Regions from separate parts of the Homo sapiens genome. Here regions 1, 2, 4, 5, 6 and 7 are each linked to region 3. Evidence: chromatin loops called from intact Hi-C (ENCODE). Cell type or tissue: HCT116. All regions are shown on one strand. Links, peaks and the distances in the headings refer to the core of each region. The heading gives the core; the rest is flanking DNA. Region 1 has its middle 170 kb from the start of LINC02272. Region 2 has its middle 50 kb from the start of LINC02272. Region 3 overlaps PDGFC (platelet derived growth factor C). Region 4 has its middle 35 kb from the start of LINC02272. Region 5 overlaps PDGFC (platelet derived growth factor C). Region 6 has its middle 210 kb from the start of CTSO. Region 7 has its middle 340 kb from the start of CTSO.

Region 1 (4,596 bases), core at 241-4,240, 490 kb before region 3:
GACAAGGTATATCAGTTGTAAAAATTAAACATTTATTCAACTATGAAGCCAGTCAGTCTATGGACGCCCTTTAGGCAGGCACTTCGTTTGCATTTAAAGTGTAATTAGAGAGAAATATGTTGAATTTTAAAGCAAGTATATGAAAAGCTTTTCAAGGTTTTTCAAATCTGGATAATATAATCCAGGAATTGCATTTAAAATATTTGTTTTATAGGAGAAAGGATGAAATTCTAGCTTTGACTGCACAAGGAACTCAGGATAATTAGGGAGAGAGAGCTTGCTCACAGTTATCAGAGGCATACAACTCCCTCACTGGTCTGATCTCTGCTGCTCCCAGCTCAGACTCATATCCCTCCTTACCCTCCAAGCTACTCCAAATAAGTAGCAGATCAGGGACAGCAAAGCATAAGTTATATAGACATGCTTCTACAAGAGGCTGCTTCCCCCTGACCCAAACACTCAGGGCCCACAAGAAAATGTGGGGTTTTTAAGATCAAATTAGAAGGAAGCCATTATCCTCAGCAAACTAATGCAGGAACAGAAAAACAAGGACCTCATGTTCTCACTTATAAGTGGCAGCTGAACAATGAGAACACATGGAGACATGGTGGGGAACAACACACACTGGGGCCTGAGATGGGGAGGTAGAGGGAGGGAGAGCATCAGGGAGAAGAGCTAATGGATGTTGGGCTTAATACCTAGGTGATGGGTTGACCTGTGTAGCAAACCACCATGGCATCTGTTTACCTATGTAACAAACCTGCACATCCTGCACATGTACCTGGGAACTTAAAATAAAAATGGAAGAAAAATGAAAAATAATAAAGTAAAAGGAATGCAGTGATAGGAATATCATGAGGCATTAAATGCAGGGATAATAAAGAATGATTTTTTAAATAAGAAATTTTCTTCTTTCTAGTTTAATGTATTAAAATGTGTTTATATAATTGTATATTTTATTGTTATATTACTGTGTTTTTCTGCATCACGTTTATAACATGGCTAAACTACATTATATCCATTTGTAATAAAAAATCTTACTCTGCTTTGTTATAGTATTAACTTATAAGTATACATTCAAGCTATAAGTAAATTACTCAGAATCAAAAGCAATTTGAGCTGGGCGCGGTGGCTCACACCTATAATTCCAGTACTTTGGGAGGCTGAGGCAGGCGGATCATGAGGTCAGGAGATTGAGACCATCCTGGCTAACACGGTGAAACTCCGTCTGTACTAAAAATACAAAAAATTAGACAGGTGTGGTGACACGCGCCTGTAGTCCCAGCTACTCAGGAGGCTGAGGCAGGAGAATCCCTTGAACCCTGGAGGCAGAGGTTGCAGTGACCCGAGATTGCACCACTGCGCCCCAGCCTGGGCGACAGAGCGAGACTCTGTCTCAAAAAGAAAAAGAAAGAAAACGAAAATTCTTTTAACCCTCATTTACCTTGCATTTCTATAATTGTAAAACATAGAAATATTAACATAGCTATTAGAGATTATTCAGTGTTGCCTTGAGGCTCCAGTTAAAACAACAGAAATGAATACACTCCTCAAGTTTTAAACACAATGAAATGTTATGAACTATTTTTAAGAGAAAAATCCCTACCTACTTGTGTAACAAATTATTGCTATGTGTTAATGATATATGTTGACATAGCTCATATATAGCACATACATTGAGCAATAAATATTGAAATGTTTTCTTTATTCATGCTAGCCCTTTTCAATCCATTTTAAACATTTAAGGGGCTTTGTCATAAAATAATTTTTTATTAAAGTGAATTGTATATAAATCCCATTTTGCAATGACTATTTTTTTAAAAGACAAAGAAGAGAATGATAAATGAGCTTTCTGCTATTGATCTATTCAGCCACAGGGTGTCATTCTTGGAGTACAGATTAGCCTGTCTAGAAGCAATACTCTGGCAGCAGATACCAAACACCATATCATATTCAGTATGTTGAATACATAATGAAAGCTCCTGACTTTTAGCCTAATTTAATACTTCTTTATACTCAGCAAACTACATCATTAGACATTTTCCAGATCTGTTTTGTAATTTTTAAATTATCTTTAGAATAAAAGCATGAAGACAACAAACAAAATTTCTAGTGGACTCAACCTCAGTGAATTGAATTAGATTGCTAGTCTTGGGAAGATAGTGAGAGAAAATATACAATCGGTACTGCTCTCTTATATTCAGAGAGAGTTATAAGGAAAAACAACGAAGTTGACAGATAGCCATACTTATAAAAAGCATTTTCCCTTTAAAAGTTATTTCCATTTATTTCATCAAACTAATAGATTATATCGCACCAGTACATGGCTCAAGAAAACTCCAAACATGCTTGGTATAGCTATTTTATGCTGAATTTGCAAAGCGTTCTAGGCCGAAAGTTAACATAGACTATGGAACTATAGTCTCACCCAAATCAGTTTAAACTTGGCACCAAGTATCCCACTTTGTCTTCTCCCACATTGGGTACAACTCATCTGAAAAAGGGTAACTTTAACCATGGTGCATAAGTCATGAAAATGGCTTGGAAAGACCTCATTAAAATGGGGCCAGATAAAGGTTAAGAAAAAGGTGATATTAACCTGACACTTTGCTTCTCTCTTCTTTAATCACTGGTAATGTGGGGACACTTAAACCTCTATCATAAACTTAGATGGAAATTCCCTCATGCCTACTTACATTGCTCCCAGCCCATCATCATGTGTAGAAAACAGATCAATGTTTTACTCCTTCATTCAGAGAGCTTTTTTCAAATATGATCCCATAATAGAGAGAAAACCAGACATGATTCACGTACTCATGCAGCTTAGTCTCTAGTGAGTGAGAGAGACATGAATCAACCACGCAAGTAAGACATAACATTCCAATGTGGTTAGTGCTAAGAAAGAGAAACACACCACAGTGCTACAAATGCTTATTTAATTGGGAATTTTACCCATGACTAGAGAAGAATTTCCTGAGTTAGCCAGGGCAGAGCTAGGGTATGGTCAATGAGTAATACTAACCAATCAAATAGAGAACAGAGAGAGATCAAGTCTGGAGCCTGTCAGGAAGACAGTATCATGAGCTCCAGTAACTGAAGAGGTTCAGGTCTCATCAAACAGATGGTGAAGACAATGTGGTGGAAAAGGCTGAAATGGTAGTCAATAAGTCATGTCAAGGATTTCGGTCTTTGCTTTTTGGTCTTTATCCTAAGAGCAAGAGGAAGCCGATGAATGTTTCCAAGCAAGAGAAGGATGAGGGAGGGAAAAGTGTTGAATATTCTAAGGTGCAGATTTGCACTTTGAGAAAGATTATTCTGTTTAGGATGCAAAAGGAATTTTTAGTGGACAAAGGTGGTTCTTGGAAAACCAGTTACAAGCTAGAAGTTGGCGGCTTGTATTAAAGAAACAAAAGTTAAAAATCGAAATAAGATGGACTTGAGACATATAGAAAGGAATTCCTTACCTATCTAGGGATTCTGTGTGGGGATGAATCTTTGATTTCGTCTCATTAATGGCTGGTGAGACTCCATTGTACAAAAAAAAGTTGATTTAAGGGACTACACCTGACTGGGTGCAGTGGGTCACACCTGTAATCCCAACACTTTGAGAGGCCAAGGTGGGAAGATCGCTTGGGCCAGGAGTTCGAGACCAGCCGGGGCAACAAAATGAGAACTTGTCTCTTCCAGAAAATTTTAAAACTTTGTGAGGCATGATGGCTCACACCTGTAGTCCAAGCTGCTCTGGTGCCTAAGTCGTTCAACATCACCCCAAGAAAGGTAAAAGGAGGTTTCCTGACTTATGGTCACATATTTCAACTACTCATTCATATGTTTAGCTATATATCACCACATACTCCTCTAAAAATTATTATAACAATTTAGATTTTTACCAAAAAATGGAGACCCAATTGTCCCATGTTCTTGATACCTCTGAGCAATGTCAATCTTTTTTATCTTGACTTATAAAACTTGGTTTAAAAAAACTTACTCTCTTGTCATTTCCTCAATTAGGAAGCAGTTGAACACATTTTCACAAGTTTGTTAGCTATCTTTATATCTTTTACATGAATTGACTATTTTCATTTGCCCAATGCTAGCACAGTGTTTGACTTTTTCTGAAAGATTTATAAAAGCTATAGTTTTTATGTTTCGTTGCAAATTATCTTCCTGTTTGTTTAATAAAAGCAAGCTAAGGACCTCTGCTTACCCTCAAACTGTACTATCTGTCACAGCTTCTGCTTCCTCACGATTTTAAATTTCCTTATAACTTCAGCTGGTTCATGGCCACTTAGTCCTATTGTCATCTCTATAGGGTTTTTGTATTTAGAAGATAAAATTACAAGACAGCCAATTAAATTTGAACTTCAGATAAAACAACACATATTTTTAACTGTAAGTATGTCTCATGAAATATTTGGGACATAACTATGAACTTGCATGTTGTTTATTTAAAATTGAAATTTAATTAGCTGTTCTGAATTTTTGTGACAACCTTCTCTCTGTTTCAAGCTACCTAATTCACTCCATATTTGTCCACCCAAATTCCAACAAATAAGAATAATATTATTCTATTCTATCCCAATTTGGACAAATAAT
Region 2 (4,596 bases), core at 228-4,227, 280 kb before region 3:
CACAGAGTAAAAAGAATGAGGGATAAACAGAAAATGTGTAAGAAAAATTAAGCCAGGAACTCATTATTATTGTGTGCAATGATCCCCATTAGGCCCTTCCTCATGATGAAATAAGAGTTCTGAGCCATAAACATCGCAAATACTAAGAGATGCAAAATGTAAAATTAATGGACTGAAAGATTCTTCTCATTTTTGTTACTAATGTAATATTTTCAAATATATGGCCCACGCTTTCTTTTTTTTTAATGCCTATTTTCTTTCCCTGTTTATAAAATAGCATGTGTTTCTGGTAGCATAATCTTTGGGACAGAAATCAATATACAGTCATTTTTGTTTTAAACTAAAAGATAGTTTAACAGATGTTAAATAGCTCTGACAGCATTTCTTTAAAAGTTCAAACATGAGAATATCATTTTGCACCTAATTTAAGAGGCCACAGAGGAATCAGAATCTTCTATCTCCAAATATTAATATATTTATTGCAGTTCTTGGAGATACTTTAGGTTCCATGCTGAGTACCTGCAATCCAGTGCTTTCAACCTAAGCTTGCTGTCTCCAAAACTGTTCATAAAAGAAAAATTGGATTGGTAAAATTATATTACAGGTGTTTTATTATTCCATACTATATTCAGTAAGGAGACAGTTCAACCTTCAAATCAATACTGCTCAGAACAATCAAATTATAAAATATCATCTTGATGTTGGATAGCTCAAAATATGCTGTTATTTAATTCATTTAAAAGGCTTTCCAGATGTGATTTTTCTTCTAAATTGCTGTCAAAGTAGTTATAAAATATTTTCTTTGAATAAGGCTAGCATGTAACAATACCTCAGTACAAAAGATTTGATTTGTTATATCTAATTACATTGAAAGTATTTTGTAACTAATTTTGGTTCCACTGAAGATTTTTATACCAAAAGAAAACGGTGGATTGAAAAAAAATATTAGCTATATTGTGGTTGCATCTTAGATTGTCAAGAATGATATTCTTGGCTGGGCATGGTGGTGCAGGCATGTAATCCCTCCACTTCGGGAAGCTGTGGCTGGCGGATCTTTTGAGCTCAGGAGTTCAAGATCAGCATGGTGAAATCCCTTCTCTACAGAAAATACAAAAAATTAGCTGGGCACAGTGACATGCACCTGTAGTCCTAGGTACTTGGAAGGCTGAGGCAGGAGGATCCCTTGAGCCCAGGAAATCAAGGTTGCAGCGAGCCGTGATTGCACTACTGCACTCCAGCCTGGGGGGCAGAGCAAGATCATGTCTCAAAAAATTTAAAAAGAAAGACATTCTTAACACAAAATTCTCTTCTATGCCCCTCTCATTAGTGCCCTTTTTACTATGTACATTTTCCAATTTCATTTCTGAGACACTATTGGGTCTGGGATTTTCCCCTAGTAAACTTGTCAATGTTTCATGGATACTGGCAGAAGAAACAAGTCTCCTGGGTCAGAGACAAGCAAGTAGCACAGCAAGCAGCATGAGCATCAAGTCTGCACTGATTCCCCTACCCACCAGGTTCCACAAGGGAGGCACAACAGGCCAGGAGGATACCAAGCATGCAGTGGGTTTGCATCATCACAACTGACAAATGGGAGCTTGGGAAATCTACTGCTTTTTGAGTAAGCACAAAGCAAGCCTGAAGGACAAATGCAATCCTAAGAAATGCTTCAGGTTAAGAAGACAGGTCAAGGTCTTGCATTTTTGGCATACCCAGCAAGTATGTACAAGGACGCATGGGGCTGAAAGAAGATTGCCTTGCCCAACTGATGCTTGAGAAAATTTTGGTTTAAAGAATTTTCTGATCAAAATTGATTTCTATTCATAACAAGAAAATCTATTTATTCTCTCTCTCTTTCTCTGTCTCTCTCTCACAAATATGCATGCACACACACGCGCGCACACACACACACGCCTTTTACATTGTCTTAAACTGATACTGAAACCTTAAATAGTAACCCCCCCACACCACCTGTTCCCATGTCAACCAGAAACTCTGTGGTGATAAAAGTAAAGATGGCTTTTTACACTTATTCATTTCTCTGCTTATAAATAAAATGCTATGTGGACTAGGTATTTTTGTAATGTTGCCAGCTGTTCTTTAGGACTGAATTGAGGTCACTTCATTCTCCATAAGATATCAAAAACACAAATAGCTATAAATTTTCATCATTATGAATATAAAACATAGTTTTCAATGATGAAAGCTGATACAGTTTAAAACAAAACACTGGTTGTTCCTTATTCATACAATTCTAAAAATACTTTTACAAATTAAAAATAAAGTCCTGAATTATTTTACCATAGTATATATGTACACATTTTTACATTTATTATATCATAAAATGAACATTTTCCTGTGAACTTTGGGCTAAAATATATATATTTTGGTTCTTGATTTTATATGCCAGCTAGGTTCTTAGGATTACTGGTTTGTACTTTTAAGAATAACATGTGAAAAAATAACAGTGAATTTAGTCTGACCTAAGCAGGAAACAACATTTTGTTTCAGATACCTTATTTTCAGCTTATTAACCCATATTTTTTGTTTTGCACATATCTCTCTGCAGCTCCACTTGCCTTTAAAGTGTATTAGAAAAATGGGATTTATAAAGTGTATGAGAGAGAATAAAATTGTATGTTAAATGCTAATTTTTAACTTCAATACATGCATGTCTACCACAAGCTTTAGAGCCTGAATAACATTTAACTAAACATAAGTGTAGCCAAGCATTTCAAAAATTATAACTGTAGCTATTATAGAAAAGTTCTGGAAAATAACCCAGATAAATGTACCCATTAACGTATATTATTCAAAAATGTTCTTTAATCCTAAGAAAGTATAGATCATTTTGTTAAAGTGAGAAGCAAAATCAGAGTTAAAGAAAATATTTTCTATAACTTTACCCTAACCATCACTTTATGAAGTATAGTGTTAATTTCACTAGACTGGGGGAAGTACAAAATAACACCATCTTTTAAGTAGTATTACCTCTTTTCTTTGTTTACTGAGGGTTGCTCTCAACTTACTCAGAACACATTAGTTATGCCACTGTGTGTTGAGGCTAGAGAGAAAAAAAGACAAACAAGATCTCTGCCTTCAAGGAGTTCACATTTCAGGGATAGAAATAAACTCATAAACCAGTTATGATGTAGAAGGTGATAAGACACCTGTAAAGTGTTATTAGCAGCCACTATGTACAATTCACTCCGTGGACTTGACCTCCACACTACTTTTAAAGCAAACACCATTTAAAGGTACATTAAATTTTCCAGAATATTCAACTCCAATTAAGTTGGCTTAGTCTATGCTTTTCTTTATACTCATAGTTGTACACCAGCAAGCCACAGCTTTTTTAGAAGTATGTTGTAAGAAGTCAATGGTGACCCCAAAAAAAGCAAAGTCAAAACTGTTACAGTCCTAAGGGTTTAATGTATAATGTGTAACTTTAACGTTCTGATGTGTGATTCTTAAAACAGTAAGAGAGATTGATAATAGCTGATAACAATATTAGCTACAGTTCATTGAGTCTTTATCCTGTGTTTGCACTATGCTAGTCCTTTTACCTGTTTTTTCTCACTTATTCCTTAAAGCACTGCTATGGAAATAGATACAACTGGGACTCATATTTAGAAACGATCCTAGGCTAAAAGAAATCAAGTAACAAGCCTCCAAATTTACAGTAATCCTGAGGAGCAGGATTCAAACCGAGGCTTCTCTTTCTGAGCTCAGAGATTTGTTCACACAGTCCACTAAATGGATATCTTTTTCTAAATGTGCCAAATGTTATTCCTAGGCATGCTGTCTTTTTCAAGTTTGATAATTCACAGTCACTGGGAGGGGGAAAAGTGTTGCCTGTGCTCTTTAGAGTCAAAAGTTGCCTTTCAGGAAGAATATGCTTTTCATCTACATGAGTTTGCCAGGACTACCTTAATAAACTGTCAGGAACTTGGTACCGTGAAGAGCAGAAATTTATTGTCTCAACATTCTGGTGGCTACAAATCCAAGATTGATGTGTCAGCAGGATTGTTTCCTCTTGAGGGCTGTGAGGGACAATCTGCTCTGTACCTGTCTCCTGGCTTCGGGTGATTTGATGGCAATCTTTGGTTTTCCTTGGCTTGTAAATTCCTGCCTTCATCTTCACATAGCATTCTTCCTCTATGCATATCAGTGTCCAAATTTCCCTTTATAATAAGGGCGCAGTCATATTGGATTGGGGCCCACCCTCCTGTATTATAGCCTCATTTTTACTGACTACACCTGTAATTACCCTGTTTCCAAATAACATCACATTCTTAGGTACTGGGGGCTACAATTCAGTGAGTCAATTCGGGGAGATGCAATTCAACCCACAACACATACAAAGTAAAGTAAGTGCTTACCCCCCAAAATAAATCTACTATAAACAGTTCAGCTTCAAATTTAGCACCACTATTCATCCTGAACGTTTTCTCTGTTTGATTCAAGGGGCCATAGATTTCAAACTCAAAAACATAAAGGTGAACAGAGACAGGCAGGAAGCAGTGCAGTGTAACTGTAAAACATAGATTATCTGAGTACCGTGAACTGAGGTCAAGCAGGAAAATGCATGTCCCA
Region 3 (4,596 bases), core at 239-4,238:
AGATTGCTTAATAAATGAGTTATATAGAGATTACATAGAGTTACACAGAGTTATATATTCTGATTACGTATAATGCTTCCAAATTAGAAACATGAAAATCAGAGTAAGTAAATGAAGGGACTTTATGACTTCTACCATTTTGGTTGATACAAACAGAAACCTACGGGGAAAATATCATCAGTCTTGGAAACTTTTTTTTTTTACTATGAAATTTATGAATGTCTTAATTTGTTATTACTTATTCAACATATCACTTTATCATTAGAATTTTGTTTCCACAAAGGGTGCAAAAGTTTATAGATAAAACTTAGAACCTTATCAGTCTAAAGCTTGAAAAAAACATGAAGTGGAAGCTAATATACAGAAGATATTTAAGAAATAAGTTTCAGGAAGGGTGAAATACAAGTAGACAAAGCTAAGGCTTCCGTGCCTGAGACAGAACTAGAGGTCGTAGAAGAGATGGCAGCACTGAGGGAAGTTTAATGTCCAATCCCATCCTCTATTTACAACTATTTAACAAACGATATATTAGTCCCTGAGGCTTCCTACAAACCTCTGTACTTTCTAAACACCTTTCAGTGGTAAAAGCAAAGTATATCATCCATCCAATATCTATGATTAAAATTGATATGGAAGAAAAATTACCACATAATAGAGCTTTTTAATCACCTACTGTGAAAAGACAAAATTCATCATTACATAATGGCACTGTACTTGTTCAACTTCCTCAACTATTTCAAACAGCAGAGAACCAGGAGGAAGTTTTTTCTTTTTTTTTTTTTTTGTAAAAAAGCCTTTAAACAACAAAAATAAATGTCAAAAAGGTCACGCAATAAAACTTACAGGGAAACTTACAGGAAAGTCCCTTTAGTCTGCAGTTAGAGCCTATTTACTCTTGGACACTGTTCTAAATATTGTGGTTATCTGTTTTTGATAAAACAGAGATTTGAAGCTGCCACCTAAAAATGATGGCGAGGGGACTGGGCACCTTTTTTAATTTTCCATTTTTAATTTAAATTTTGTTAGATACAGGAGCATTGACAGTAGGAAGAGAAAGCTGGCACTGATAAAAAGAGATGGAAAATCCATAAACACAAGATACCGGCAAAAGGGCACGACCAGCAGACCAAAGTAAATTGCCCCACATGCCACAAAAGCCCTTGAGAAAAAGAACACATACAATAACTGATGTTAATAAGACCAACCGTAGCGAAGAGCGGCATATTCCAAATCAAAATTCAGAATGGCTAAAGAAAATGAGAAAAAAATGATACGCATGCTCTTAATCTATGAGTAAACTAAAAATCACTCACCAACAACACAGGTAGAAGAGGCATTCCTCCACCAACAACTTTGTCATTGACATCTCTTTGTGCTGTATGCAACAGACAAAGTAGGTTTTGTTTTGTTCCTGGGTGTATGATTCTTTCTGCTACAACTCAGAAGCACCGTCCCAGAACTTAATCATTCCACAATAGGCATTCTCATCTAAAACCAGTGTGCACAAAATATGAGTATTTTTCACCATGGTCATACAACAAGTATACAGGCCAGACACCCTCCAAGCAAGTCAATGTTATCTTTTAATCTCTTTCCTCAAGTTAAATCTGAAGACTCTTGTTTTCATAAGTGAGACAGGGTCAGAAGTAAGGTTAAAAATTAAGTATAGTATATGAAGTCAACTTATAATATTAGAGGATAAAACTTTGTACAGTAAAAGTGGCAAGAATTGCAATCCAATGGTAGGTCAAAAACCAGATACCTAACAATAGTGTAAATGACACTAACCCTTCAAAGCTAATTCTGAACCATGTCCACATGATCCAGTCTAAATCCATGTATGCAGCATTGGCTACAGCAATCAATTTCCAATTCTACCTCCTCTTGAAATACCAAGTTAATATTAAAACTGAGCAGCCCGAGGTACCTGATTGAGTAATCACCATTAGGGACTTTAGAATACTCAAGAAAAGAGAGTATCATGAGGAGGGGTCCTTGGAGACAAGAATGAGCTGCTACAGTCATAATATATCAATTTGGACATTTCAGAGTTAGAGAAGACCTGTCACAAAACGATGCAATGCACAAACTGGGCCAATGGGATCTTCTACGTGGTATCCTCAAGGAGGGTTCGTATTTACAGGACTGTACAACTGTCAAAATTGAGACAGCAACAGGGCAATCAAAATTCAATCATAATTCAGTATGTGGGCAAAAGATTACCCACATAATGGAAAATTTGAAAGACAAAAAGAAGAAGAAGTAGAAGTAGTAGTAGTAACGGTAATGGTAGTAGCTCTAACAAATCTGGTTACATTCCAGGGGAATCTTCTTCAGCACCCACCTGTTACCCTCAAATCTTGAAACATTTACGTATAAAAATCAACCTGAGCATGTGCAAGAAAATAGCTCTATATTGCCCCCTAGTGCTGGCCAGTGCCACTTCTCCTTGGGCTAAAAACTACAAGTAGTTCCTCTACTTCTAGTTACTTCCTGCTGCCATCCTTAACATAGACCAACCCCCAAACATAGCCTAATCCTCTACCCACAGATTAGGAAACAAGCAGCAATTTTTAGCATCATGCATCTTAGGAATGGAAATGGCCCAGCCTCAGATGGCAACAGAATGTGTGTGGCCTGGCTTAATGAACTCATCTCTCCTGGAGGTGTGAATCTACTTGGGTAAAGTGGCCTATGACCACATGCTGCATGACAGCTCTGGGACCCTTACAAAGTGATGATAGCATGGGGATCACAAGAGAGAACTAAAAGGAAAGGACAAAGAGAAGCACAGGTCAGCAAAGAGATTCGGGCAGATGCCAAGAGAGGCTTGATAAGACAAGGCAATAGGAGAAATGATATGGGACAGGAACAATAAAAAACAGAAGCCAGGAAGCCAGGAATATTGTGCATTGTTGTCATTATGGAGGAGCTTGGCTAGTAAGAAGCAATATTTTGAACTGGACATTTATTTTACATGAGAAAGAACAAAGGTTGGTCTGATGTGTTTCCTGCACGGGTACAGCTGGTGCTGTGGCTCCTTTGATCACTTTCCCCCAGACCTCTGCAGCTACTGTGATTAGAGATACATCCCTAGGCTGCCCTTTGATCAGCAGCTCAAGGAGCCTGCAGGTGCCATGTGGCATCACATTAGCAAGTTGTAAGAAGCACCACACTAATATTAGCTGATAAATGTGATACTATGTCTTGCTGCGCAACAGCAAATACAAATAACGTTTGCAAAAGTCGGCAGAATCCTTATTTTATCTACTTTTATACCCTAAAACTTTCTGTGCTTTCTTAAACATGAACACTTCATAGAGTTTAAATTCAAAGTTGAAGTCTTGAAACACCCCAATATGAAAAGGAAAAAAAATCACTCTGACTTAAAACTATAGCACATCCTATCTTAATTTTGTAGGTATGCCACTTGTGTTCATTTTGCATGGTTAATCAAGTGACAGAATCCTTGCATTCTGAATAGATGATATACAAAGCAGTAAAAACATGTATATTCCTTTTCAAATTACAGTAAGAGCCACCATTTGTAAACAGGGCGTTAAATATTCCAATTTTAGACAGCCTAACATGAACATTGTGGTTTCATGTGCAGTATAAAATTTCTATTTACAAAGTATTCTCAAAAATGACTTCATAATGGTAGATGAAGAGAAAAAGAGTTTAGAAATTGAATGATGTAAATCATATGGGTTCAGAGGCTAAGCAAATTACACACCCTGAAGCTGCCCTGGCTTTATGAAAGGAGCCTTTCTCCAGCTCTGTGCAATCCCAGCCCAAGGGAACTTGCATCTGAGAGTTTTCTAAACATTTCAGGTACACTTGAAAGCTGAAAGTAATTCTCATTTCCTATGCAGGATTAAGTCGTTTCCAGCACACACAAAATAGCAGTCATTCACCAACACATACAAAAACACACCACCAGAAAGGTAAGGACTTCAGAGTACAAAGGCAAGTTTAAAAAACAAAAACTAGGGAGCAAGAGAAATACACTTTTTAATTCCTCTAAAAACGACCACACAGCCTCTTGACCTCTATATTTCCTATCTACTCATTGATTAATTGATGACTTCGACCTAGAGTGCTTCAATTAATGCGGCTGATATATTTCCTGACCGACCCCCCTCGCCCTCCCCAAATCTGAGTAAAGTCAAACATGCCAAGGCTCATTCATTTTGGATTCGTTTTTAGAGGCAGTTCTTGAACTTCTAACTTTAGCAATGAGCGAACCTGCAATGTGCATTTGAAATGACGTTCACAATCGCTCCCAGAATGTCCTCACTCAGCAGTGGCACTCACGTTGCCCTCTTGGAGCTTTGTGGCAGCTCCCGAAGTTGCAAACTACACTTAACCTTTAACAGTCCATGCCAATGAACGCAGCGCACATTTGCATGTAATGAGAGACCAAAGATACCTTCACAGTCTGGTATATATCACATACCAACGCACAATGCCAACGTTAACACACACAGCGAGAAACAAGCAGGGGGAGAATGGGGGAAAGACTCACCGTTCTGTTCCTTGTTGCTGGAAAACTGGAATTTACTACTCAGGTTGGATTCCGCCTGAGTCCCCTGT
Region 4 (4,596 bases), core at 162-4,161, 290 kb before region 3:
ATGCATAATTAGAAACTCTCCTCAGGTTTATCAAGATTTTAACTGTGAGGAAATAAAACAACAAAAGATAGAGACAAAAGCAGGTAAGCACTTTAAAATATCATCTCAGAAATCTTCCAAGTTTGATACATAAATTCAACTAAAATAAATGATTTTTCATTAGAAAAGCATTTGTCATAAGACAGATGAAATTGTGAGAAAAATCATTTGCAATACATATCATAGACAAAAGGCCAATACTCCTAATATATGAAGACTTCTTGTAAACCAAAAGAAAAATAAAGAATAGTATATAGTATGCTTTCATCTGTGCAAAAAAGAATACAATATATGTGGAATATCTCTGGAAATAGATATAAGTAACTATTGCCATTGTCTGTCCCTACGGATTGGAAATCGGTGATCAGGGGTTCAGAAATTGAAAAGGGCTTTTTCACTCTATAGCCCATTCCACTTTTAAATCATGAACTCTATTAATACATTATCTATTTGTAAATAAATAAGCAATAATTGAATTAAACACTTTTATTTGTAACAATTATATAAAAATATAGTTTACATACTTATTTAAAAACTAGTAACATTATATTTTAATCAGGATTCTTGATGCTTGCTACCAGACAAACCCCAAAATCTCAAAGCTTAAGAGACACAGGGTTTATTTCTCACTCCATAGAGACTGATATGTGTTGGATGGCCCTAATGTAAGTAATATCCAGCCATTCGGAACATGTGCCTTTAAGACTGGTTGCATTAAAAGAGACTCACCAATTCTAAACTATCCCAACCCAGACCTGACACAAGTCATTTCTGCTAACAGTCCATTGGCCAGAACCACTAGCATGGTTCTCACCTGACAACTGCAAGGAAGGAGGTGAAAGGAAAAGCATGGATAGCATATCATGACTTGCATTTTTCACACTGCAGCAAATTCATTTTTAAATAAAGGTTTTAATAATTAAAAAGCCTCATATTTGGTATAACCTCTTTTTGTGTGCTTTTGTTTTCACCTTGTTAAAAAGGCATATTAAATATTCCCAATGAAGAATTACATCTATGAGACCTGTGGGGTGTCATAGAATATCTAGATATATCCTCTCCTAACTTTGACCTTGCATAGAAATATGGGCAAATATACTATTGGCCAATCCAAATGCGAATACGCTTTGACATTTTTAAGCTTAGTCATTTTTTAGCTTTTCCAGGTACAATTAAACAATTGTAGTCTACACAGTCATTAACCAAACAGTGTTTGGAGACAGATGAGCTCATATTATCCATTTTGTCTGCATCCTTCAGCCAACTTTTTTACATGTACAGCCCATGAAGGCCACTAAGTGTGTTCTACATCCACAAATTACAAAGTCAAATGGGAAAGCCAGTGCAATGTTCTGCTATTTTTATCCTGGAAAGAACTGTTTGTATTCATGCTTAATTTTTGTCTCTTAGTTCTACTCCAGGTCAGTTTTTGTCAAACTATATTTTTTCACTTTCCAGCAAGAAAAATGAGGTCTGCTTCTTAAAAGTAAAAAGCAGTGGAATATGTTACTAGATGGCTTCTGCATTGTTCATTTAAGTACTACGCGATGAAATATAGACATGATTTAGCAGTGTAATTTAGTTTCTCATCATTCTGTGTAAGTATTTACTTATGAGAAGGATTCCTATAACCAATTCTGAATAATGCCAGCTGTCCAAAAGAAAGACTCAGGAGACAAGACAGAAATTTTGGTGACTGGGGGATTACTCACCAGAAGACATTGATGAACATTTCATTTCATTGAGGAACACATTGATCAACATTTCAGCAGAGAAACCAAAGCAAGTATATCATAATATGTCATTTTAATAAGCCATGACACCAAATGCAAGAGCAACATGCAGATTGGGCGTTTTGTCTCTTACAACATATGCTATTTTTGTTTACCGTTAGTAAAAACACCACAGGGTCAGGGTGGGGCTGTGGCGAGTAAAATGTTGAGTTACGAGCACACCCTACTGGTTTGGTGTGAGATGACAATAAAAGACAATAAAAGGTTTCATAGGTGTTTTGAGGTGTGTGTGTGTGTGTGTGTGTGTGTGTGCGTGTGTGATTATGGACATAGCGAAACATACAGTATTCTGCAGTTTTAATATTATACCAAAAAGAAGAGTGATATGTATATTGGATAGATGAGAGATAAATAGACGTATTTGAACAGAATGAAATCCTTTTCTAAAGTTTATGAATGCCTTGATATGCCTTATTTCCCCTTTTTACTATTTTTAAGGCTCTTTTAACTCTCTCCACTCTCATTTAGTTTCTGAAGACTTGGCATCCCAAGGAAGACTCTTTTGAAGTCAATTTCCCTGACCCTGGATCCACAGAGCCACCTGCAGATGTCACACTGAAACTTTGCTGTTGACACACCACCTGTTTTTCCTTGTTCTCCTTCGGTTTTTGCTTTCATCAAGAAAATTCTTCAAACAGCTGGGTGATGCCAATACATGGAGCCCGCTGGGAAGTACATTCTTGTTCCACACTAGAAAACCAGACTTAATTAGTCAGTCACATTTAGAGTACTTTTTCTTCTCCATGACGACTCTAATCACGTTAGCCATATTTGAACTGGAAAATAGCAGTGTTTTCAGCCACACATGATGAACACAAATTTATGTTTAAATACAAATATTAGAGAAAGACAAATAGGTTGACATAATTATGTGGTTGATTCTCCTGTGGCTAGAAAAAAAAATAAATGTGCCACCTCATCACCTCAGTCTTCCTCACTGAGACCTGTTATCTAGAAAGGGGATATTCTAGGGGATCACAATGGCGAATTAGTGAGTTTGGGGAGTATTCTTTTGTTTTGCTTTCTTTTTTCACTCAGGAAGAGTGAGTAAAACCACGTGGCTATTTTTATGTCATGACTTAAATACATCTTCATCGCCAAGCATTGAAATTTCACTATCACTGTGTTCCTTGGGTATAGGCAATATGGGGTTAGTTACTAGTAATTAAATATCTATAAGTAAAGGGAAAAAGAAAATCAAATCTAACATTCTGTTTTTATGTAATCCAACCCTTTCTCTTAGACATCAGAAAACTATATGGACACCATGATAAACAAAGGAATCCCTTGCCCAACTCATATGTATCTGGCCTAAAAAATAATTTTGTGACCAACTATTATAGCTCTTCTAGGATATTAAAATAGTACTGAGAAAAGCTTGTGTAGGCACTAAACTTAAACAATTTGACAACGTTTGCCTTACATTTATTTTTATTTTTTTGGCTCAAAACTAACTATAACCCAAAGAATTTCCAATCACATTAATCTTTCAGTGGCAACATTCCTTAATTTGAGGCTTACTCTTTCTAAACTTTGACTCACACTATGTTTTTAACATTGAAATCTGATAGACAATTGTGTCAAAATGGCAAGGTACATTCCATGTGTCCAGGTGCTGTATCTATCTTGAATTACCTCTACGAAATGCAAGATGCATTTTGCTACCAGATTAATCTGATAAAGCAGACCCCAATCATACCATTCAAAAGCCTTTAATGGCCTCCCAATTACCTACACCTGCAAAATTGGAGTCTAAAGCCTCATCCCAACTTGCAAAGGACTCTTTAGCCAACTTCTCCACCTTCATTTCTTACCATTCTCCTTTGGGCATTCCTGGGTTGCAAGCTAAGTGAATTATTTTTGACTTCCTAAAATATTCCTCTTCCTTCCTCTGTATAGCTCTCATGCTAGGCAAAAAATATTATTGACCAATTCAAATTCCTTCCAAGTGACATGTAATAATAGTGATGATGGCAATAATGATATGAGTAGTGGCCAGCCTTAGGGAGGGCTCATTATGTGCCAAGCATTGAAATAACCAGTTTCTACATGCTTAAAAGAATAAAAAGACATAGTTCTCTTATTCCTCTTGATAACCCTAGGTGGTAGGTTGTGTTGCTATAAGAACCTGGGATCTATACCTTACAAGTAAACGAGTGCAGATGGGAAACACTTTCTTTTTCATGAGTGATTTCACAAATGTTATAAACCGACTTTATTCAGATTTGTCAGGCAAAATTCTTTTCGGCTGTTTTTGGTAGAAATGACCAGCCACCAACAATTTTTAGCTGTTCACACTTCTGTAAGCTCAGTGAAGCCTAGCTCTCTGTCTTCTTAGAGGTTCAGGCACCACCAAGCAGGAAACCTTCACTTTAACCAAAGTGAGAGTCCAGAAGCAAGATTATGTTTACCTTAATACCAACAACTGGAAATCTGAATTTTCTCTGGTGCTGGCTAGACACAATGCGATTTTAAAATTATAGCTAGGATAGGAGTTGTTAGAATGTGATCCCTGTGGGTTTCTTGGGGAATCTTCAAGGTCAAAACTATTCTGTGATAATATTGAGATGCTATTTGCTTTCTTTCAGTGTTTCAACATTTACATTGATGATGCAAAAGCAGCAGTGAGTAAAAGTGTTGGAGCCTTAATACAAATCAAGACAGCACTGAACTGTGCTGGAAAGTCTTGTGTTCTTGACTCCATAGCATTCATGGGGTGGAGGAGGCAAGAGGGCTCCTTGAGGGCTTCCTTAAGAAAACAATG
Region 5 (4,596 bases), core at 330-4,329, 190 kb before region 3:
TATGGGCTGAATTAGAGTTCACTCAAAATTTCTATTCTACTAAAGTCCTACTCACAGTATCTCAGAATGCCTGTATTTGGAGACAGGGTCTTTAAAGAGATCAGTAAAATAAGGTAACTAGGGTGGACCCTAATCTAACATGATTGGTGTTCTTATAGTAAGAGAACATTTTAACATAGACATAGTAGAGAGGGAAGACCATCTGAAGACACAGGAAGAAAATGAACATCTACAAGTATAGGAGAGAGGTGTCAGAAGAAACCAAACCTACTGACACCCTGATCTCAATTTCTAGCAACCAAAATTTTGAGAAAACAAGTTTCCATTGTTTAAGGCACCACTGTTTAAGTCTGTGGTATTTTGTTAAGGCAGCCCTAGAATGCTAATACATGCCATCAACTTCTCCACTTAACTATTATAGGAGCAAACAAAGGATAATATTACACCATGTCTGTTCAATCATTCAACAAGCATTTATTTAAAAACCTGTAAGGGCTCACACAGGTGCAGTGGCTCACACCTGTAATCCCAGCACTTCCCGAAGCCAAGGCGGGTGGATCACTTGAGGTTTAGAAGTTCAAGACCAGCCTGGCCAACATAGTGAAACCCCATCTCTACTAAAAATACAAAAAATTAGCCAGGCATGTTGGCCACGCTTATAATCCCAGCTACTTGGGAGGCTGAGGGACAAGAATCACTTGAACCCAGGAGGCGGAGGTTGCAATGAGCCAAGACTGGGCCATGGCACTCCAGCCTGGGTGATAAAGTGAGACTCTGCCTCAAAAAATAAAAAATAAAAAAATAAAAAATAAGGCAAATGAACAAAAGTAAAAACCTGTGAGGTGAGCACTATTAACAAAACAAGAGAAAATGCTTGCCTTTGTGAGAAGCCAAGTATACTGCATCATAGAAGAGAGTTTTCTCTTGCCAAAACGAGAATCTGCTATTATGAATCACACAAGTAACCAAACAAGTATCACACAAATCCTGGTGAATGTGGACCAGAAAAAAAGTGAACTTAGTATGTAAGAATTACTGAAAAACAAATATATTTCTATTTTTATTAATGAAAAATAACTGGCAGCCCAGGAGTTCAGACAAAATCATAGCCATAGGAACAAGCTCAAGACAGCAAGTTTGGCTGCAAAAGTTAAGTTTTCTTATTGACTTTTCCACTGTTCTTTTCAAAAATCAGTGTTTTACTGTTTTGTATTTTATTATGGCTACCTTAAATATTTTCTGCACTTGTTAACATCTTTCCCCTTTTTTAGAAAAAAGAAAAGCTGACTTCCTGTTTGGAATAGTACTATCTGAACTACTTATAATTTCACAATCAGTCATTACTTACCTCTAAAAAACCATAGCTTGTCATTTTATTAGGATTTTTGTGGCCAGTGCAATTTTAAAAACACACTTAAAATGAATCTTCCTTGGACAAATACACACATATAAATGTTTACCTTGAGTAGCATAGCAACTGTTGCAAAACTATTAGGGCCTACAAAGATTTATGTTGCAACTTTCCCAGTCAACTGCATATAGTACACTTCAAACTGATAAAGTTTTCAATTCATTCATACCTAACAAAAGGTTAGGAATGCAGATTAGGTTTTATTGTCGGAGTTAAAAATAAAACAATATTATAAAATGATCAGGTGTTTAAGAGAAGACAATAAATGTCCAGCCTTGGGTAACATCACTTCTTAAAGGTGTCTCCAATCTCATTTATGTAATGTCAAACTGATATATTGTACAGAGGTCTTACTTTTAAAGAGCCTAAGCAGCAGACAGGGCATGCAGACACAAATGCCTGCCAGGAACAACTCACGGGAGGTTCTGTAAAGACACAAGAATGTCCTGAAACAATTCATTTAAACACGCTTCTTTGCCTTTCCCTATGTTCTTATCCGAATTCATTCAAAAAGTTATCTGGGTCATGTTTTTAAATTATTTTTAAGCCGGCAATGAAAAGCAAATGCTTGCATTCCTACTCAAGAACAGATGTTTTAATATGGTGTGAGTAATGCAGATTATATATTTAAGTGAGAAATCCTAGGGAAGGTGGCCAATTATATTCACATCAAGGCTTAAAATTGAGGGGTTCTTATTCAAAGAGCATGACAATTGAATAAAACTTGACATATCTATATAACCCATCACAGCAACAGTCCAGTATGAAAAGCGTATGAGCCAGCATTTAAAAGCAATACATTTTAAGGCTCAAACCTGCAACTGGCCTTCAAAGGCCATGAGTTTCATGGTTTCAGAAAAACCCCGGAGAGCAGAAGTCTTCCTGAGAAGAATGGATATATGAAAAAAGAGATGGCTAATTTTGCCCAAAGTGTTGTCTTAAATAAAAGTAATGTTTATTTACTAAGTAGACCTTCTTACCAACTTGATAGATGAAACAACTGCTACGGACTCACTTTTCCCGTCATCATGAAACTGGAGAACCATTACTATCTAACCAGATTTACAAACTAAAACACTGTTACTCTCAACACCTTCTCACCTAAAGCACTGGTGGTCTACAAACTAAAGAAAAAAATTCACCCTAGTGCAAGCACTTTAGATTTGAAGGTCTCCACAGAAGTCAACTCCACCACAGAGCAGGCTCATTGTTGGCTGGTGAGTCAGAGTCAATACACAGTTTCCCACTTCCTAGGTCAAACTGCGGGTTATAAGTAATAATCAATGTGGAAAACTAGAATTCCATGGGATGACTAAATAACATAGTACTAAGAATGCTTTCCACAATGGCATCTGTGGGAAGCCAAAATTAAGGTTTTTTTTTTTTTTTTTTTTTACTAAAATTTGAAAAACAATTCCTCTGAATAAACAATGTGACAGGCCTTAAAAGCTAAAATAACGTCTATCAGTGGCAAGTGTTTGACAACAAAGTATCGCAGGAATTTTTTTCCTAATCTTATATTGAATACTTGTGGATTTGCTTTGTTATAATACTCAAGATAACGCCTAACAGTGATGAACTTCCAATGAAAGAAAATGTAAACTAAGAACTATTGGAAGAAAAACACACCTTCACTGCAAAACATGAAAGAATATATACCTCAAACCCAAAATCTTTGAAGACACTTTCTTACAGAAATTTATCCTACAGTACAATATTTATTCAATGTATCACTCAACCACCATTAAGGGAAATCGTGGAATGTTTTGTGGAAATCTAGCTCAGGAATAGTGGCTATATTGGTAGACATTGTCAATTATATGTTCAATAAGTTAAATAGTTGGATAATACACTCAACTTCATTCTAGCTTTGTATGTGCCTTGAGTGGAAGGCCTTACTTTGGAGTAAGAAATAAGGGTACAGAGTTATTTACTTTAAAATGTCTTGACAGTATAAAAAGAGTGTTAAGTAGCTGAAACTGAGAGGGCAACAGAAAAATCCCCCAGTGAACTGCTTTGAGGGGAAAAATGAGCTAATTCAGGGGAAGCCATTAGAATGTATGCAAAGGTCAGCAATGACCCCCCCACATGGCTGAATCCAATGGTCTGTTTTTTCAGTCTTACTAACTGACCAATCAGTGTGTGAAAGTGGCTTTTCACACACTGTGCTCTGCAGATTTTCTTTTACCTAACAAGATGCTTCTCCTTAGCTCTGAGTGCTGGTTCCTCCTTATCACCTTCTTTTTACATGCTGGAGTGTCCCAAGGATCTCTGCTTGGACCTTTTCTAGTTTCTGTCTACATGCTTCCCCTTGGTGATCTTCTATAGTTTCAAAGCATTGCATATCATTTATACGCGGACTACCAGAAAATTCCTATTTCTTATCAACACATTATTACCATTTCAGTAAATGCCAATTCCGTAATTTGCAGTCGTACTTTGCTCCTCTCTTTTCTGTGCTACACTCCATATCCCACATCAAGTTATCTTGGCTCAATCTTCATACTATGTCTGGAATCTGACCATTTTCCCTACTTCCATTGCTGCCACTTTACAATTCAGGCCAACATGTGAAACAGTCTTCTAACTGGTCTCCCTGTTAAACAATGCCTTTGCCATTGTTGTCTGAATTAAATAACAGAAATTTACACATTCTACAACAAATGGTCAATAGAGTATTAGTAAAAATACCAATTACTTTTCTAGAAAAATATCCTGCTTTTAAATTTCAAACTTAAAAAATGGCCTTTATTTTAAACATTCTATAGATTATTCACAGTGGAACTCAATGGAAGGGCTTTGTACAGATTTCACAAGCCTCGGTTAATGCAGTATGCCTCCTGCAACCTGCCATTCATCCCTCCCAGGTACATTTTATCCTGTCAGAAGGCACTCACTAACTCTCCTACTGCTGACAATGCAAACAGTACTCTCTTCTTCAGGGTAGGGGAGGCATACCTACCAGCCATAGAAAATGGGGCGTTTGTCAAAATTACATGGTGAACACCTCATTTATGTGTGTGTCTGTAGGAACAGGTATTCAAAGGAGGGATGATTCCACCTACCTAGGAAAACTGGTATAAGGATTAAGCAAAATAGCATATTTTAAAAATTTAATAAACAATTCAGCACTATACATATTTAGGGATTATCATACACATTTTTATTATATATTTAATTACCCA
Region 6 (4,596 bases), core at 328-4,327, 800 kb before region 3:
ATCTCTCACCACTATGCAACTCTACCACTGTGGTTTTGAGCCAGTGAATTTAGGTGGCGAAGTGTGGCTTAAGATGCTCCATTTTCTTGAGATTTTTCTAGAGAAATAGGTAAGTTTTACATTGAGTCCTACTAAGAAATTATGATGCAGAGTCACCTTTTAGCTATCACTGCAGAGAAAAGTTATCATGATTCACCTTGTCTTGAGAAATTATCAGGTATGGGAAGTACTGAGACTGAATATTATTAGTACACAAGGTGGATTTGCAAAATTTCCACCATTGGAACTAGAAAATAGAGGATAAATACTACACTCCTATTTTATCTGAACTGATATGCATGAGTCAGTCAAAAATTAAATTCATTTCTAGAAAATGTTTTAGAATGTCTCATCATACAACAGCCACAAGATTCTCTTTAAATGTTGGCTTCAAAATGCAGATGAGAGATAATCATTTCAAACATACCTCTAGATCACTTGGTGATTTTCCATTTTCTTGTTCTACTTCTTCTCTAAGATGCCTGAAAAAGTTTGATTTTGGCTAGTTGTCTGTTTTCTCCATTTGTCCTACTGTTTGTCCTTCAGTATTTATTCTGCCTCTTAAGACTCTTGGTTTCCTGATTTCTGGTAGTGACCTGATCTTGTGTATATTTCAAACTTACAAGCACACATTCACAGGAGTTAGGACTCTGCGATCAATTGATATAATATTAATAGGATGCTTTTTACTGAGCCCCATGATTCTCTGTATCTATTACATTTTTCCAATAGATTTCGGAACCAGAAATAGCTTACAAGTTAACGAGAAGTCTTATAAACAAATCAATAATCACAATACATTCTAATAAATGTATGATACATGTTTGATCTAAGATTTTCATTTTGTATAGGTCGATTAAAAGTGACTGTTATAATATTTTGTGCATACTTATAAATGGGACTCTACATATATCTAAGCCTGTGCATCTCCTAAGGACCAAAGTATCATATGGAATTTCTTCCCAGATATCAGTAACAGAATATTAGGGGCAAAAGAAACTCAGTATTTGGATGGCTTCTTGAAACTACTCTCTCTGGTATTGTAATTGGTAGGGGTCAGATTTACTGAAAGTCAGAGAGTATCGATTGATAAGAGTACAAAAGAGTAACTAACTATGGGCATATTCATTAGTTAGAGCTTGGGAGTGGCTTTGCTGGGTTGTTCTGGTTCCAAATTTCTCGTGAGCTTGCAGATAAGATGGTGGCCCGCACTTCAATCATTTTGTGATTTAATTGAGAAACGATGGTCCACTTCTCAGATGGATAATTCACATAGCTGTTGGCAGGAGCCTCCATTTATGTTGGCTATTGGCAGGAGGCTTTAATTCCTCATTGTCTGTTGACAGGAGATCTTAATTCTTTGCTTCATGGGTTTCCCCATAGGGTTTCTTGAGTGTTCTCATAATATGGCAACTGGCTTCCTTCTGAGATAATGATCTGAGAGAAGGAGAACGAATAAAGGATGATGCCACAGAACACAGTCATTTTCACAATCTGCAATTATTTACACAACTTAGTCTGATTCAACCGCACAAGAACATGGAGTAGGGAAACTTTGAAGGCTATCTTGGAGGCTGGCCTACCTTAGTGGGGTTAGAATAATGGCAGGGTAGAAGAGGTATATGAGTGCAATATGCAAAAAGATAGGGATTTACATGAATAGATTTTTATGGTAGTAAAGAAAAACTGGAAAAAATACATAGAATTCAGATTGGAGGCTTGCCAGAAGAAAACTATAAAAGGGAAGCTTAACAAGTTAAGAGGTTACTGGAAATAATTGTCGTTGCTATTGGGAAAAACACCCAAATCTTTAATATTGTTTTCAAATCGTCACATGGTCCAAATATTAGCTTGCTGTTAAAGCCCCATCTCCTAGGATGCTTCGGTATTGCTGTCTCTCTATGCCAGACACATTGATTGGCCTCCTTGAAGATCATTAAATAAGTATGTTCCTGCCTTTAAACATGTGCCCTACATTTGGAATGCCCTTTCCCACCCCTTTACCTAATTATCCTCTATTCAGCCATCATACTAAGCTCAAGCACCAGCTCCTTCAGGCATAACCTTTGGTCTCAGGTTGTCTAGCTATTTTCTCGTGTATGACTATATCTATTACTGTCATCATCATCATCATCATCATCATCATCATCATCATCATTTCAGGGACATTTTTAATGTTTTTAATTATACAACTGTCAGTGTCCTTAATCTCTAAACTAAAGTTTAAGCTATATAAGAAAAAAGAATCACATCTGACTATTCCATGTGCCAAGCACAGTGTCTGGTAAATTAGAAGGACTTAGTCATTTTTCATTTAAAGAGGCAGTTAGTCATTTCTCACTTCAAGAATAAATACACTATTCCCTGAGATAGATGATAAGGATACGAATTAGCATGATGGTAAGAAGGTAGAAAGTAGATGGCACATTCAAAAAAGATGTTAAATCAAGGCCAAGGCATGAAGGAAACTGAGTCATCAAGAATAATGATAAATATCTGATATTTTAAAACTGAACAACAGCAAAAGATTATAGGACAAAATAACAATATAAAATGAAGGCGTTAACTTTGAGAATTTTATTAATCAGACCCCAACCAGGAACACAGAAAATACACTGTGTTAATTTCTATGTATTGCCCTTACCTCCAAATTGACCCCTCAGTGCCTGCTCTGAAGTAATGGACTGATTGCTTTAAACATTTCTCTTTAAGCACAGCACCATGTTAAGCTTTGTCAATAGAGGGCACTGGAGTCACATTACAGAAGGAAGGGGCTTCTCTTTCCAGTTTTGGCTGTTTTGCTTTGGATTTTCAGCCCTCTCTGGCTCCTGCTGCAGTCCTGCTGTGTGGGTGTGTAAGAACATTCAGTGATGCCTTGTCCAGCCACACACCCAGAAGGCAAAATCCGTCAGTGACCTCATAGGCCCTGCCTAAGCCCTATGACTACCTTCCCAAGGCTTCTTATCTCCACCCGAACATACTGACACTGCATGCTCCAAGCCCATAACACCCACAGAGTGTCCAGATTTCCTCTGTGTACTTGCCGACCAACCTGGCTTGCCAGCACCCTGGAGGTTTATCTCTTTCTTGTGTGATGAATGCAGACCAGCTTTGTCCCAGCCAACCTAACAAACTTCTCTGCTATTCCATGAGCTGCAAACATGCTTTCTCCAAGATGAGAACTCAGCCCTGAAGAGGGTCCCACCTTCTAAGTTTGTCCTTCCTTTGAAAGTCAGCTTCAGCATAGGGTTCCCTTTAGAATTGCTTCTGTATCTTTATAGTTGCTTTCCTATCATAGTTTAATAATTATTTCATATTAAATTCCTGTTAAATTTACGGCGTGGTTTATCTTTCCTAGCAAAATTAAAGAATATTACCAACTTACTATGAAAATAAAGAACATTTTATGCAGGGAACTGGTCATGCAACTCTGAAGAGCTGAGAAGCCAAATGTAGGCCTCGGAGGCAACTCATAAATTAGCATCTACAAGAAGTTGCTACCTTTTGAAGTCTGCAGGGACAAGAGAAGAGGCAGTGTTACAAGGGCCAAGATGACACATTGGAAGAAAACTATGTCCAACTCTCTGGCAAAATCTAGAGCTACAGAGGAGAAGCCATTGCTATCAGAGTCCCTGTCTGGCTTTTCCTTTTCTTCATCTGACAATTTCCTGTAGGTGGCTCCCATTGTTTGAAACCAGCTGGCAACCAGCTTACAAGGGAACCCAAGAATGCATCTCGGAGACGGCCATCTGCAGAACACTGCAGATTAGGAGGAAGCTGAAGAATGGATCCCAGAGCAAAAAGACCAAAGACTGGCAGAGATTTACTCAGGTTTATGCATTAACAACCAGCTTCCCAGGAGAGCAATGCCCTTTGTTGTAATGTTTTTCTGCATTTCTGATGTAACTATTCTTACTATGGGTGGTTTCAAGAAGCAAACATGAACATCACTGGACCCTAAGTCTGGAAGGAATGCACCTCAGCACACCATGTATAGTAGTTCCACTATATTCAATGAATTTTTTTAAGTATAGATATTGGCATCTTGAAGAAACTGCTTGTAATGATCAGCAATACCATTCATTTAATAACAAAATTTCTTTAAAACTTCAGAAGCTGATATCTAGATATTATAATGAAAGCTAAACAATTCAAAAGCAACAAGTTAATCCACAATTTTAAAGTATGCGTGGTTACAGAGGACATGCTCCTAGACACTGATAGTAACCAAAGAGAGGAGGGTAAAGGGGAACCTGCTTGTGGTTGTTTATAGTTTACCTGCTTCTTCTGAAATATTATTCTCAGCCCTCCATGCAGACATAATCTGGGCAAGAGATGAAAAACAAATATGGCAGGGGCTGCTAATTTCACTTTTGATTGATATAATCAGGAGGGGAAAGCTAGGCCGTTTATTTTTCTACCTTCTAACTGTTACTTTATTCCCTTACTCTGGAGATGGAGGCAAAGAGAACATCTTCTACTCCTAAGTGGCAGAAAATCTCTCAGAAGGTTATTTTGCATATGTATCAGAGTCACCATCAGAGCCCTTTCTAAAGG
Region 7 (4,596 bases), core at 232-4,231, 670 kb before region 3:
GGCTCACTGCAACCTCTGCCTCCTGGGTTCAAGCGACTCTCCTGCCTCAGCCTCCCGGGTAGCTAGGATTACAGGCATGCGCCACCACACTCAGCTAATTTTGTATTTTTCGTAGAGCTGGGGTTTCTCCATGTTGGTCAGGCTGGTCTCGAACTCCCAACCTCAGGTGATCCGCCCACTTCACCCTCCCAAAGTGCTAGGATTACAGGCGTGAGCCACCATGCCTGGCCTAATGTGCTTGTTCTTATAAGAGACACTAGAGAGCTCCCTTTGTCTTTCTCCCTGCCCTGTGAAGACATAGCAAGAAGGGCCACCATCTGCAAGTCAGAGAGAGAGAGCACTCACCAGGACCTGAGACAGCTGGCACCTTGTTCTTGGACTTCCAGCCTCAGAACTGTGAGAAATAAATATCGGCCACTTAAGCCACCCAATCTCTGGTATTTTGTTATGGCAGCTCAAACAGACTGAGACACTGAGATTAAATAATATAAAGGGATGTGAAGATAAAAGCATTTGAAAGACTCAGAAATCAATATTTTTTCACTTTCTTTACCGCATTGCAATAAATTCTCTCAACTCTTGTTCTCACTGGAAGGATATGAAATATCCTCATAATGTACTTGAATAATTATAAGATAATTGTGCAGATATGTTTTGAAAATATCAGATTTCAAGGTGAGCATTAACCTTATCATGAAAAGAATTTTCTTAATTTGCAGCATTTAAACTTTATTCTAGTTATTTACATTGACAAAAAACAATATCCAAGAAATTCTGAGCCTAAATCATTACAGTTGCCACCTTGCCATTTTTGTTGACCAAGTTTATTAATGCATGGGGATTGTAAGGGTAAATTAATCTACTCCACATGAAGTGGGTCCTGATTCAAGTTGGCAAATGTTCAACAGGATTTTTCATGGAGGCATAGATAGGATAAGAGTACCAGTAACCATTCAAATATTCAAGCATTTCTTTTTCAATTAGAGCTGTATTCTATAATTATCATCAAGCACTTTTAGCACTGTGTTTGCCAAAGGAATAGAAAGAACAACATTGCTGACAAATGTCACTAGGTTTAGAGTCCATTAATGAGCTTTTCTTAGAAACTGGCTTCTTTCAACTTGATCAGCTATGTCTCTTCTGATGATTTAAACATGGCTTTTTAAAGCTTAAAATCAAAACCTGGAGGTATAGTATAAATCACTGAAATGCAAGTTCTCGTAAATTGCATATTAATGGTTTAAAAAAATGACATGATTATTCTGTCTGTACTAAAGAACCTGAGAGCCTTTTCCATTTTACTTGTAGATTCTGTTTTTTCCTTTGGCTTGTGTCCAGTTAGGCCATGACATACATGAATCATCATTCCCTATAGACAAAGAATTTGCCTAAGCTGGAAAGAGAGATAAATACAGGGATGATGTCATAGACCAGAACTATGTCTAGAAAAAGATGAAGGGGATGGTTTCATTTTGCTTTAACATAATTTGACCTAAATATTCTATCACAAATTTTATTAGACAGTAATATAACCACAACTTTAAAGATAAGAAACTGAGACTTAGAAATACCTAATTATTCCTCATTAATACTGCTTATTAATGTTGATGTTAGAGTTAAATGTTAAGTCTGTCTATCTCCAATGCCAATGTTAACTTGCTTCTTTTATATAAACTCTACATGGAAACCGACCTCCTCGCTAATAAGAGCCTAATGTTAGTAAGCATTCTGTAACCAGATAGCAGGTCCCTGGGAATGTGGCAAAATGTGTACATTAAAAAAAAAAAAACATGTTCAGTAAAATTGACAGAAAGAAAAAAACTATTTTACCGTCTCATTTTTATGGCCATTTCATTTCAAGCCTTCTAGTATTTTTGTCCCTAGCTACTTGCAGCATCATTAGACAGCTTAGATATGGGAGCAGATCTACCAGCTTGGGTATGCTGGCTTCCGGGAAAACTAACCCAGCTCTAGCTGACGCAATGCATTAAGTATGGGGAACAAAATAGTTTCAAGCAAGTTGTCAGTGAGGGTCTGAGATAAAGTAATTGGTTTTCCAGTAGATGGCAGCAAAAGGAAAACATGGAAGGCAGTGTGCCTGAATATGAGCAGCTGGGTAGAATCAAAACTAGACAGGTGGCAGATTCAAGATCAAAAGGACATGAAATTCAGGGCACCAGTCACCAGGTGAGTTGACAATTATGAGTAAAGGAGAAAACAAGACCTAATAGGAAAATGGAGTAGTAAGTGTTCACCATCATGGAAATTATGTTGACCAAATTTCAACAGCAATTGGAGATCAGATTTGAGGATATCTACAGTTACAAAAGTAATTTCAATATTTAGCAGCAGATAAAAAGCATATGTGACTTGAGTCAATACCAAAGCATAAACAGTTATAGCTGATTAAACAACTCTTTGCATAGCAGACGCCAGGTGGTAATTGAATACCAAAGTGAGGTACCATCATCACACACAAACTGTAATTACTTTCTTTCCTTAATTCTTCTGTTGTTCTAACTCCATGTCCTCCCACCAATCTAACCATTCTCCTTCACTTTGAATTCTTCTTTCACCATTCTTCTCTCTTTGCACCAGTTCCTCACCATATTCTTGTGGTCATCTTGTATTGAAATGTAATTTATCATGGTAACAGGTAATTTGGGCAGTAACTGGATAGCCCAGGAGATTCTGTAATAACTGAACATTGGTAGAAAAAAGATGGATATACTTGCCCTTCTTCGTGCTTCAAATAATGTTCTCTAATTTCATGTCAATTAAACTGTGTTGTAACTGTTACTCAGTGATGAGCCCTTCTGTTAAATCATAGAAATCTTCCTACCATATCAGGAGATGAAATATTAACCTAAACTAGATGAACTATTAACCTAAACTATAACTAAGAATACTTAGTAAACATTATCTATCTGTTTAGGAAGTTTCTAGCAAGATAAAACTCTATCCCTTTATTCTTTGTTATTTAGGGTGGTGGGTGGAAGGCATTCAACTGAGAAGAAACCTCCTAAAAATTAATGTTCTCTTCTCCATTTATTTAACATGTTTCTGTACTTGCATTTTAAATATTCTGCTTGCCACTTCAGAATGAATAACACATGATTATGCAATCATACAGTGCTGGTCTAATCCTAGTAAGGTGCATGTAAAGTTCATCACAATGTAAAGTGATCAGCTTTACATGGCTGATGTATTTACAGTCATGATTTACAAACATGACACTGACTCTTATCAATATCAATGATATGGAGGAAATCCAGGGCCTTGGATTCCACATTTTCCTCAATGTAAGTGTGTTTTATTTGTTTGTTTTTCTGTTTGTTTTTGGAGAGCCTCCAAATGTTTAGATAACATCCACTGAATAGACGTTAAATTTCAAATAAAGTAACTGTGACATTTCCAAACAGTTTTTGAGTATGTGACTATAAATACATGATAAACCCTAAAAATAATAGTTAATTCATTTAAAAAAACTAATGATAAACATATCTTTTTAATCAAATTCCATCCTAATTTTTTTTAAATATTTGCTATATTGAAATGATAGTATATCTAGAACATTTAATATATTTTTCTCTTTCATCGATATGCACATACCCTGGCTGAGTTGATTAGTTTCAAGCCTAAATAAACATAGCAACATTTTTCATACCTTGCAGCAGGGATCAACCAACTTTTTTTCTATAAAAGGCCAAATAGTAAGCATTTCATCTTTGTGAGACAGACAGCCTCTGTTGCAATTACTTAACTCTACAGTTGTAGTATGAATGGCAGCCACAGATAATATTTAAATGATGGACATGTTATATTAGATTGATGCAAAAGTAATTGCAGTTTTTGCCATTAATAGTAATGACAAAAACCACAATTATTTTGCACCAACCTAACAGTACAATAAATCTATCTTTACGAAATTTAAGCACCAGACTGGATTTGGTCCATAGGCTGACCCCTCCACTGGAGTTTCTATCTCTTACTGTTTTTGACCTTAAATCACCTCCCATAACTTTATCAATGTTATATGCATCTATATAACTTTTATCATCATATGGAATAGTTGTACATATTTGCATCCCTGATATCTTACTAGGCTTATATAAGTGTTTGTGGTCATCTGGCCTACTCTTCTCTTCCAGTTTTACAGATAACAATGTTGGGACTAATGGTATGTTTAAAAGAAGGGAAAAACTCTATCTCCCATAACCATTTTTCTTTCTCCTCAATTTTCACATAAAACAGTCTCTTGGAAGACCAAGGCCATTTATAAGGTAATGAAAATGATAAAGAAATAATACCGGGTAGTCACAAGAGAATGGAAAATTCCAGGCAACAGGTTCACATGACTAGCAAAAGGAAACTGTTGAAATAGCTGCAGAAGTTAAGGGCTGATAAAACCCTGAAAAATAGTGTGGGCCAAGCTGGCTAAGATGGACTCGACCCAACATGGGCTGGATTTGACATAGGTTTCACATGGGACCTCATTATACGCTCATTAACATACAAATCTCATACCCACCAGTGTCATGACAGTTCTGGGAACACCCATATTTTGCGGAAAAATGGGTGACACTACAGTTTCAA

Evidence for each region. Hi-C counts contacts between places; a loop is a spot of excess contacts. Peaks named below come from ENCODE experiments on the same cell type or tissue, not always from the same donor. Only the 100,000 strongest peaks of a DNase experiment are listed, where the experiment ranks them.
Region 1: a loop joins it to region 3, with 17 times the contacts of the local background. A loop is called at or near these places in 48 of 110 quality-filtered maps.
Region 2: it touches region 3 in a loop (2.8-fold over the local background); 8 of 110 quality-filtered maps call a loop at or near these places.
Region 4: a loop joins it to region 3, with 4 times the contacts of the local background. A loop is called at or near these places in 14 of 110 quality-filtered maps.
Region 5: a loop joins it to region 3, with 2.0 times the contacts of the local background. A loop is called at or near these places in 31 of 110 quality-filtered maps.
Region 6: a loop joins it to region 3, with 5 times the contacts of the local background. A loop is called at or near these places in 10 of 110 quality-filtered maps.
Region 7: a loop joins it to region 3, with 19 times the contacts of the local background. A loop is called at or near these places in 10 of 110 quality-filtered maps.

What each region holds. Positions count from the first base shown.
Region 1 is chr4:156,473,597-156,478,192 of GRCh38, forward strand. No RefSeq gene overlaps it. Among named protein-coding and RNA genes, the nearest start is that of LINC02272, 170 kb to the right of the region's middle. In HCT116, for the core only: a CTCF peak has its summit at 1,890; DNase peaks (open chromatin) are centred at 1,905 and 2,945.
Region 2 is chr4:156,690,601-156,695,196 of GRCh38, forward strand. No RefSeq gene overlaps it. Among named protein-coding and RNA genes, the nearest start is that of LINC02272, 50 kb to the left of the region's middle. In HCT116, for the core only: no CTCF peak of the experiment used is centred there; no DNase peak of the experiment used is centred there.
Region 3 is chr4:156,966,258-156,970,853 of GRCh38, forward strand. PDGFC (platelet derived growth factor C) reads right to left here. Exons shown (of 6, transcript NM_016205.3): 1 at 4,529-4,596. Among named protein-coding and RNA genes, the nearest start is that of PDGFC, 3.2 kb to the right of the region's middle. In HCT116, for the core only: a CTCF peak has its summit at 2,427 (motif pointing left); a DNase peak (open chromatin) is centred at 2,434; H3K4me3 peaks cover 605 bases; H3K27ac peaks cover 654 bases.
Region 4 is chr4:156,675,419-156,680,014 of GRCh38, forward strand. No RefSeq gene overlaps it. Among named protein-coding and RNA genes, the nearest start is that of LINC02272, 35 kb to the left of the region's middle. In HCT116, for the core only: a CTCF peak has its summit at 1,992; a DNase peak (open chromatin) is centred at 2,063.
Region 5 is chr4:156,777,323-156,781,918 of GRCh38, forward strand. All of the region lies in intron 3 of PDGFC (platelet derived growth factor C), which reads right to left. Among named protein-coding and RNA genes, the nearest start is that of LINC02272, 140 kb to the left of the region's middle. In HCT116, for the core only: no CTCF peak of the experiment used is centred there; a DNase peak (open chromatin) is centred at 2,639; H3K4me3 peaks cover 471 bases; H3K27ac peaks cover 2,042 bases.
Region 6 is chr4:156,166,320-156,170,915 of GRCh38, forward strand. No RefSeq gene overlaps it. Among named protein-coding and RNA genes, the nearest start is that of CTSO, 210 kb to the left of the region's middle. In HCT116, for the core only: a CTCF peak has its summit at 2,786 (motif pointing right); a DNase peak (open chromatin) is centred at 2,792.
Region 7 is chr4:156,292,741-156,297,336 of GRCh38, forward strand. No RefSeq gene overlaps it. Among named protein-coding and RNA genes, the nearest start is that of CTSO, 340 kb to the left of the region's middle. In HCT116, for the core only: a CTCF peak has its summit at 2,054 (motif pointing right); DNase peaks (open chromatin) are centred at 1,350 and 2,011.